Linked DNA regions of Mus musculus: all the other regions are linked to region 3. The links are chromatin loops, found by intact Hi-C in ENCODE. Cell type or tissue: heart. All regions are shown on one strand. Region 1 overlaps Tmod2 (tropomodulin 2). Region 2 has its middle 14 kb from the start of Bcl2l10. Region 3 holds the start of LOC115487244 (a small nuclear RNA gene).

What was found. A loop is a pair of places that touch in the nucleus more often than their neighbours do. Peaks named below come from ENCODE experiments on the same cell type or tissue, not always from the same donor. Only the 100,000 strongest peaks of a DNase experiment are listed, where the experiment ranks them.
Region 1: it touches region 3 in a loop (4-fold over the local background); 7 of 42 quality-filtered maps call a loop at or near these places.
Region 2: a loop joins it to region 3, with 8 times the contacts of the local background. A loop is called at or near these places in 2 of 42 quality-filtered maps.

What each region holds. Positions count from the first base shown.
Region 1 is chr9:75,581,257-75,583,756 of GRCm38, reverse strand. It overlaps Tmod2 (tropomodulin 2), which reads left to right. Exons shown (of 10, transcript NM_016711.3): 7 at 1,820-1,927. Among named protein-coding and RNA genes, the nearest start is that of Tmod3, 23 kb to the right of the region's middle. In heart, a CTCF peak has its summit at 1,558 (motif pointing right); a DNase peak (open chromatin) is centred at 1,866.
Region 2 is chr9:75,360,354-75,362,853 of GRCm38, reverse strand. No RefSeq gene overlaps it. Among named protein-coding and RNA genes, the nearest start is that of Bcl2l10, 14 kb to the right of the region's middle. In heart, a CTCF peak has its summit at 966 (motif pointing left); a DNase peak (open chromatin) is centred at 943.
Region 3 is chr9:75,465,816-75,468,315 of GRCm38, reverse strand. Leo1 (Leo1, Paf1/RNA polymerase II complex component) reads right to left here. Exons shown (of 12, transcript NM_001039522.1): 12 at 1,884-2,122. The coding sequence ends at 2,018. LOC115487244 (a small nuclear RNA gene) reads left to right here and starts at 2,234; the gene lies at 2,234-2,345. In heart, CTCF peaks have their summits at 554 (motif pointing left) and 1,455; no DNase peak of the experiment used is centred here.

The DNA.
Region 1 (2,500 bases), 120 kb before region 3:
TGGTTCAGGCTCTGTATCCTCCATTACTGTGAGTCCTTGCTAGGGTCACTATCTTAGTTAGGGGTTTACTGCTGTGAACAGACACCATGACCAAGGCAACTCTTAGAAAAACACATTTAGTTGGGGCTGGCTTACAGGTTCAGAGGTTCAGTCCATTATCATCAAGGGGGGAGCATTGCAGCATCCAGGCAGGCATGGTGCAGGAGGAGCTGAGAATTCTACATCTTCACCTGAAGGCTGCTAACAGAATACTGACTTCCAGGCAGCTAAGATGAGGGTCTTAAAGCCCATTCCCAGTGACACACCTACTCCAGCAAGGCCACACCCTCTCCAACAAGGCCACACCTACTCCAACAGGGCCACACGGTCTAATAGTGCCACTCCCTGAGCCAAGCATATACAAGCCATCACAGTCACCCTCATAGGTTCTAGGAAGTTTCCACTGTAACAGTTTCCACTGTTTCCAATTTCCACATTGCCCCCAGTTCCAGTTATCTCTCCCCTTACTCTTTCTCTCCATCCCTCACCCCGACCTGATCCCTCCTGTTTCTAACTATGTGTATAGGTGTCCTATGTGAGTACATGCGCATGAGTGAAGTTGCCTGGGGAGGTCAAGGACGATAGTGGATCCTGGAGCTGGAATTACAGGCAGTTGTGAGCTAATCAGCTTGGATGCTAGGAACTGAATTCAGGTCCTCTGCAAGAGTAGCAAAGTACTGTTCACTGATGAGCCATCTCTCCAGCCCCGATTATATTATGTTTATAGAATGTGCATTATGTGTTACGTCATTGGCTACTGGAATTTCATGATCTCACTTGCTCGTCAGTGAGAGTTGAGATTTAGTTGCTGTGGTCGATCAGCTTAGCCATCATGCAGCCAGGCTCATGCCCAGTGCTGTCCTTTGCTGCTTGCTGCTTACATCTACAGTGACAGGTGATTTGTGTATGTGATTTGTAAGAAAGAGCCCACATATATACCCAAGCATGGAAGACACTCATAAAATACAATTAACAAATCTAAACATAAAAAGAAAAGAATACAAACACATGTATTAGCTCATACCTTGAGTCCAAAGGATCCGCTCCCAGCATGGCACTTCCATGTGGCTGTGTGCAAGAGACCTCGCTTTGTAGAGGTGGAAGCAGGGAATCACCGTGAGTTCAGGAGAGCTTTGACAACCTGGTGAAATTGAGGCCAGATTGAAGCCGGCCTGGGTTCCAGGAGACCCAGTTAAGATCCATCCAGTGTTCACTGAGGATGTTATAGTAAGAGACAAACACTGACCACATGTTGGCAGCATAGGTGGTTAGCCCCGAGTGGTGATGGAATTGTAGGAAAGGAAAAATGTGAAGCTGCCTAGGAGAACTCATAAACCAAAGAGGAAATCATTCAGGCGGCTCTTCAGAGGTGGAGAAGACGACAACAGGTGTTTTCAGACCAAGGAGAAAAGCATATCTGAAGGGTATGTGTGTGAGAGACGATGATTGTTAGCCTGCCCTAGGATATAGGGCAGAAGGGGGGAAAAGGAAAATCTTTTGAGTTACATTCCCTTATTGGGCACTAGGAGGCGCTGTTCTCTCAGAATAGCTTAGTTATCACACATGGACTTAAAAAAAATTTTTTTTAAAGATGTGTAATCAGCCATCTAAATACAGGTTATAGTCAAAAGTTGCAGGGGGCTTGCTGATGGTGGAGCTCAGTAGCAGAGCGCATGCTTAGGACATTGAGACCTTGGGTCCAATCAAAACTGAAAACAACTGAGGGTGAGTGGGAGCGCAGTGTGAATGGTTTCTAACTAACCCTGTTTTCTGTGCTTAGAACATTCCAATTCCAACCCTGAAGGAATTTGCAAAGTCTCTGGAGACCAACACCCATGTGAAGAAGTTCAGCCTGGCTGCAACCCGCAGCAATGACCCTGTGGCCCTTGTAAGTGAGACTTGAAACACAATATGACGTCATTTAATTCCCTGGCAACTCTTTATTTTTAGTTTTTTTTTCTTATTGTTTAAGATTAGCTTTCTGTTGTTTTGAGATAGGAGTCTTGCTGTGTAGCCTGCATTTTGAACCCACCATGGATCTTGGACTAATCTTGAATTCCCAGTAATCCTCTTGCCTCAGCTTGCCTAGTGCTAAAATTTCAGGCATGAAATCACCATTCCTCGATAATTTATTTTATCAATTGAAAGTCTTAGATCTGGTCAACTTAATCTAACAAATTTACGGTCCTGAGGCACAGGCTAAGAACCTACACTACAGACGCATTGGTTTAAGTGGATTCTTGACAGCGCTGTGCTTTCCAAACAAGACAGGCGTCTTGGCATTTAACTAAATAAATATTTAGAGTTTGTTCTGTGTTGAGAAAAACGATTCTGCAACTTTCCCTCCTACAGTAACTTTCTGTAACCGTCATTAGATATTATGATGCCTCCCCCAAACTTGCTTGAACTTGGCACATATAAAAACGTCAGAGTGTGTTTTGTCTTAATCTGTATGTGCATT
Region 2 (2,500 bases), 110 kb after region 3:
ATTGTCTCAACTGGCCTTAGCTTGTATCAAGTTCAAAAAAAAAAAAAAAAAAAAAAAAAACCTCTAACCAGAACAACTGGACCACATAAAAGATAACTGATGACTTCATTGGGTATCTATGATTGGCAGGTACTTCAGGGGCTTCATAATGCCCTTCAGATAAAGTATCTTTGCCTCGGCATTGTCTGCCTGCCCATGCACTTAGCCCTGGCTCCATCCACACAGAAGGATTTCATAGGTGATGCCATATTTTCTCTTGTGTTCCCTCTGCCTGGGCTTCTTCACCCTTCAGGTTCCCCTCTGCCCTTCTTCACAAGCTCGATTGCCACTTCTGGCAGGAAGTCCTCTCTGACACGCTGGGCTTGGTGGCTCTTCCTATCTTCTCATGGCATCTATGTATAGTATAAGTTTGGCTACCCCCCAGTCCTCTGGTCAGGTCTTACTCCATTTTTCTTGCACAACTGCCAAGAAGCTAGTGGTTACCACACAGTTGGTGTTTACCCAGCCTCCAGCTGCCCACATACATAGATACTAACAGGCCAAGTGTCGCGCCATGAGCCCAGACATCTCTTGGGGCTTTCTGTAGGCCATGCTTAACAGTAGTGTAATTCCCTGGCCTCTGCATCTCTCCTGAGGTAATCCTGTATCAGATGTCTCCTCTGTCTCCTCATCTCTCAGGTGTGCACACCGGGAAGGGTAGCTGTGAGGCTGGCTCTTCTGGTTAGATTGCTAACCTTCCAAGGGTAGGCACCTGCCTTCTCCCTGGCTAGCTGGGCCCAACTCTTGCTGTAGTTTTACTGATTTTAGGGAAAATGGGCTTTTATACTTTTAGTAACCAGTGAGACAGGCATTGGATATCAAAAGCTTTCGAACCACTCTTACTAAAGTTAGGTGTGTCCGGCAATTATGCAAGATTCACCCTTCACACTGTACAGCTCCTCTGTCCCATTTGAAGGCCAGGCGCCCCCTGGTGGAAGAACACAGTCTGTTCTGAAAAAAACCAGGCAAACTACACCTGGCAGGGAGGCTTTCCGGGGACCACAAGGCTGATTACCGTTTTAATATGTGTAATAATATATATCATCTTGTTCCTGATAATAAACTGTGCTTTCTCACATCATAGAATTTAGCAATTGTAGTGAATTATGATAAGGGTCAATAAAGAAGTCACCACAATTCCCACCCTATACAGAGCCAAGCATGGAATTTTTAGTGTATTTTTTTCCCCAGTTCTTACTTTCTCATGTGTGTGTCTGTCTCTGTATGTGTGTGTCTTGGTGTGTGTATATGTATGTATGTGTCTCTGTGTATGTGCACATATGTGTTTCTCTCTTGTGTATATGTGTCTGTATTTCTGTATATGTTTATGTGCGTATCTGTTTTTCTGTGTATATGTGTGCATGTATGTATCTTTGTCTCTGTGTGTATATGTGTATGTATGTATATGTATTTGTATATGTATGTATATATATGAATGTATGTGTATGCAGATACATGTGTGTATATCTGTGTATGTATATATATATATATATGTGAATGTATGTGCATGTGTATGTGTATGTATGTGTATTCATATGTGTATTTGTGTTCATATGTGTATATATATGTATATATATATGATTGTATGTGTGTATATGTATGTGTATGCATATGTGTGTGTGTGCCAGAGATAGAGGTCATGTTCCTTGCCCTCTCACTTTGTTTATAAGGCAGGCTCTCACTGCCCTGGACCTTGCTGATTTGACTAGACTGACTGGCTGCAAGTCTCAAGGCTCCTCTGTCTCCACCTCCTCAGGGCTGAGATGACAGGCATACAAACTCAGGTTCTCCTGCTTGCAAGGCCAGCCCTTTAATGACTGGGTTATCACTCCAACCCCTTGGTTCTTTTTCTATGAAAATACAAGAAGTTGGCTGTACACTACTCTATTGCAAGGTGTACACCACCCTCTTGCAATGCACTCAATAAAATAGTCTCAAAGGAAATACAGGAAATATACAAGCAATTCACATAGGTGTCTGAATGCAGCACCGACATTAACCTACAAGTTTAAAGTTGAGATGACTCCTCCATGGACCACTGAGCCGATGGCCTGGAAGCCTGTTGCCCCAGTTGGTCTGAAACTTGCCCTCACCTGCCTTAGAGCATCTACTGCTGTGACAAAACACCATGACCATAAACAAATCAAGGAAAGGGGTTTATTTTAGTTGTAGTGTAACTACAACTCTCAGGTCATATTCTATCACAGGGGGAAGTCAGGGCAGGATCCTGGAGGCAGGAGCTGGAGCAGAGACTGGAGGGATGCTGCTTTCTGACCTGCTTCTCCTTGATTGCTCAGCCGGCTTTCTCATGCTACTCAGAATCTCCTTGCTAGGGTTGGTTGGCTCCACCCATAGTGAACTGGACACATCAGTCACCCATCAAGAAAACTGGCTTGCCCACAGGCTAGTCTAGAGGGAGCATCTTCTCAGTTGAGATACCCTCTTCCTAAATGACCCTAGA
Region 3 (2,500 bases):
ACACACACACACACACACACGTTGCCTTGGAAAGGATGGAGGCAACAGAAGGGCTCTTAAACCTTTCAGCTCACCCACAAAATACACGGGAACTTAAATTCTAAGTTAAGAAAAGGGGTGGGATGGTTAGTCAGGACTTTTTCTTTAAAAAGGAAAAAGGTTACCATACTTTTAAAGATTAAAATTAGTGGCTGGAGAGACGGCCCCTGTCGTTAAGTGCGTATGCGGCTCCTGCAGAGGACCCAAGTTCCGTTCCCAGGACCCATGTCAGACATCTCACAACCACCTGTAACTCCTGCTCTAGGGGATCTTACGCCCCCTTCTGGCCATCTCAGGTGCCCCCCTCCCCCACGGTACATATACACAAACACACATAAATAAAAATGTTTCACTTTTTTATGTTTTGTTCATTTTACATGTATTTTTTAAAAGTATAGGGCTAGGGCTGGAGAGATGGCTCAGTGGTTAAGAGCACCGGCTGCTCTTCCAGAGGTCCTGAGCTAAATTCCCAGCAACCACATGGTGGCTCACATCCATTTGAATGGGATCTGGTGCCCTCTTCTGGCACACAAGTATACACGAAGATAGAACACTCATATACATGAATAAGTAAATCTTTAAAAATAAAATCTTTTTTAAAAAAAGTATATATGACTTAGTGTAATTATTCAAGCATGTTGAATTGTAACCCTACACATGAATTCATATCCACACAGAATCTGAGAGTGTGACTATTGTAGATTGCCCTTGTGCTGTTTGTATTTTGATGCTAATTCTGTTTCCCCCTGAGGGGCTGCCTTGGATGAGGACATACTGGGGTGACTTTATGGGAACCTTCTCCCCATTTTTTAACTGGTAAAATAAAGGCTAAAGCTGTAAGTTTTAGAGAGGGGGGAAAAGGAAGAGACAGGAGGCAGGAGAGAGACAAGATAGAACCAGAAGAGGATGGAGCTGAGCCAAATGGTCTGGAGAAGCTGCAGGTAGCCAGGGATTTCATAGTTGGGCGATAAGCAGTGTAGGGTACATTTGCCCGATCTAGGTATGCAGCTTGTATTTATATCAATTGAGTTTTGTTATTTTCTGTGTGGGCATTTTGGGTTTGGAGATTTACCATTATAAATGTGGGTGGTTATTACAAGTCTCTAGTGTTATCATTTTACTGGGCTAAGGGGAGCTGAGTGAGTGGTAGCTGGCTTTCTGCAGGCAAGTCACAGTGGGTGGATGGCTTGGGAAGTGTGAGCAGCTTGGCAGCAAGTTGGCCATGGGAGCCATGGGGGGTGGGCAAGACTGCTGTTGCTGGTGTATAGCTGGTTTAGCATGGATCATGTTATTAAAAAAACAACAACAACAACAACTACACAATATACGTGACCTTATTTGGGATAGGTTTCTGCAAAAATAATCAGTTAAAATGAGGTGATGCTGGATTTAACTTGGTCCTGGGAGTAGTGATTCTTTGTTATTGCCAACAGAGTGCAGTAGAGAGGCACAAAAGTGTACAAGAAAGTAAGCTATGTTGACATACTGCCACAGCCAACAAATTCAGGAAAAGGAAGGAAGGGTCCTTGGGAAGGAGTATGGCCACACAGTCTCCTCAATTTCAGTCCTACAGACTACCCACGAGTCTGAGGAGAATCATCGCTACTGCTTTTCAACGTTCTTTAACTGCTGAGCCATCTCTCCAGTCCAGGCTTTACTGCTTGAAGCCAACCACCCTGTGATCCTCTTAAGGTGACCTAGGAAACGGATCTTTGTGTGGAATGAGAGAATGGTTGGCAAAGAGCAAAGAAATCCACCAAACCTGGACTCTCTAAAATGCCTGCAAAGTCAGCTTGCTTTTTAAATTTTTTTCTGGGAAAAGCAGTTTTCTTAAGCATAGGGACTTGCCTTAAATGTTTTATTACAATCAAAATTTCACAAACAGATCAATTAATCTCAATCAAAATAACTCATGTTTACATTGTATTTATAGACAAGCTGTACAATAAATATATAAAACGCATTCACAGTTTGTAGCTCAGTCATCTTCTTCTTCTTCTTCATCACTGATCACATACTTCTTATGCTTTTTATTCGCTTTGTCATCGTCTTCCGCTTTCCTCTTTCCAGAAGATTCACCTTCCTGAACAGATAAAAACATTTACAGTCTGAAAGTTAGAACATTTCTAGGGAAGTTTATCAAAATAGCTGAGTTGAATGACTCATTACTAAAGTAACTTTAAATATCTTGCAGTTGCTCGTTTCAGCAGCAACAGCACGTGTACTAAAATTGGAATGCTGCAGACAAGATTAGCTTGGTCCCTGGGCAAAGATGACACATAAGTAGTGAAGTGTTCCATATTTCTAAAAAAGAAAAAGAGTGCGAGGCATGGCGGTGCGGGGCATGGCGGGGCATGCCTTTGATTCCAGCACTTGGAAATACAGGAGGCTGGGACAGAGGCAGGAGGATATCTGTGAGGTACAAACAAGCCTGGTCTACAGAGTGAGTTCCAGCCCAGCC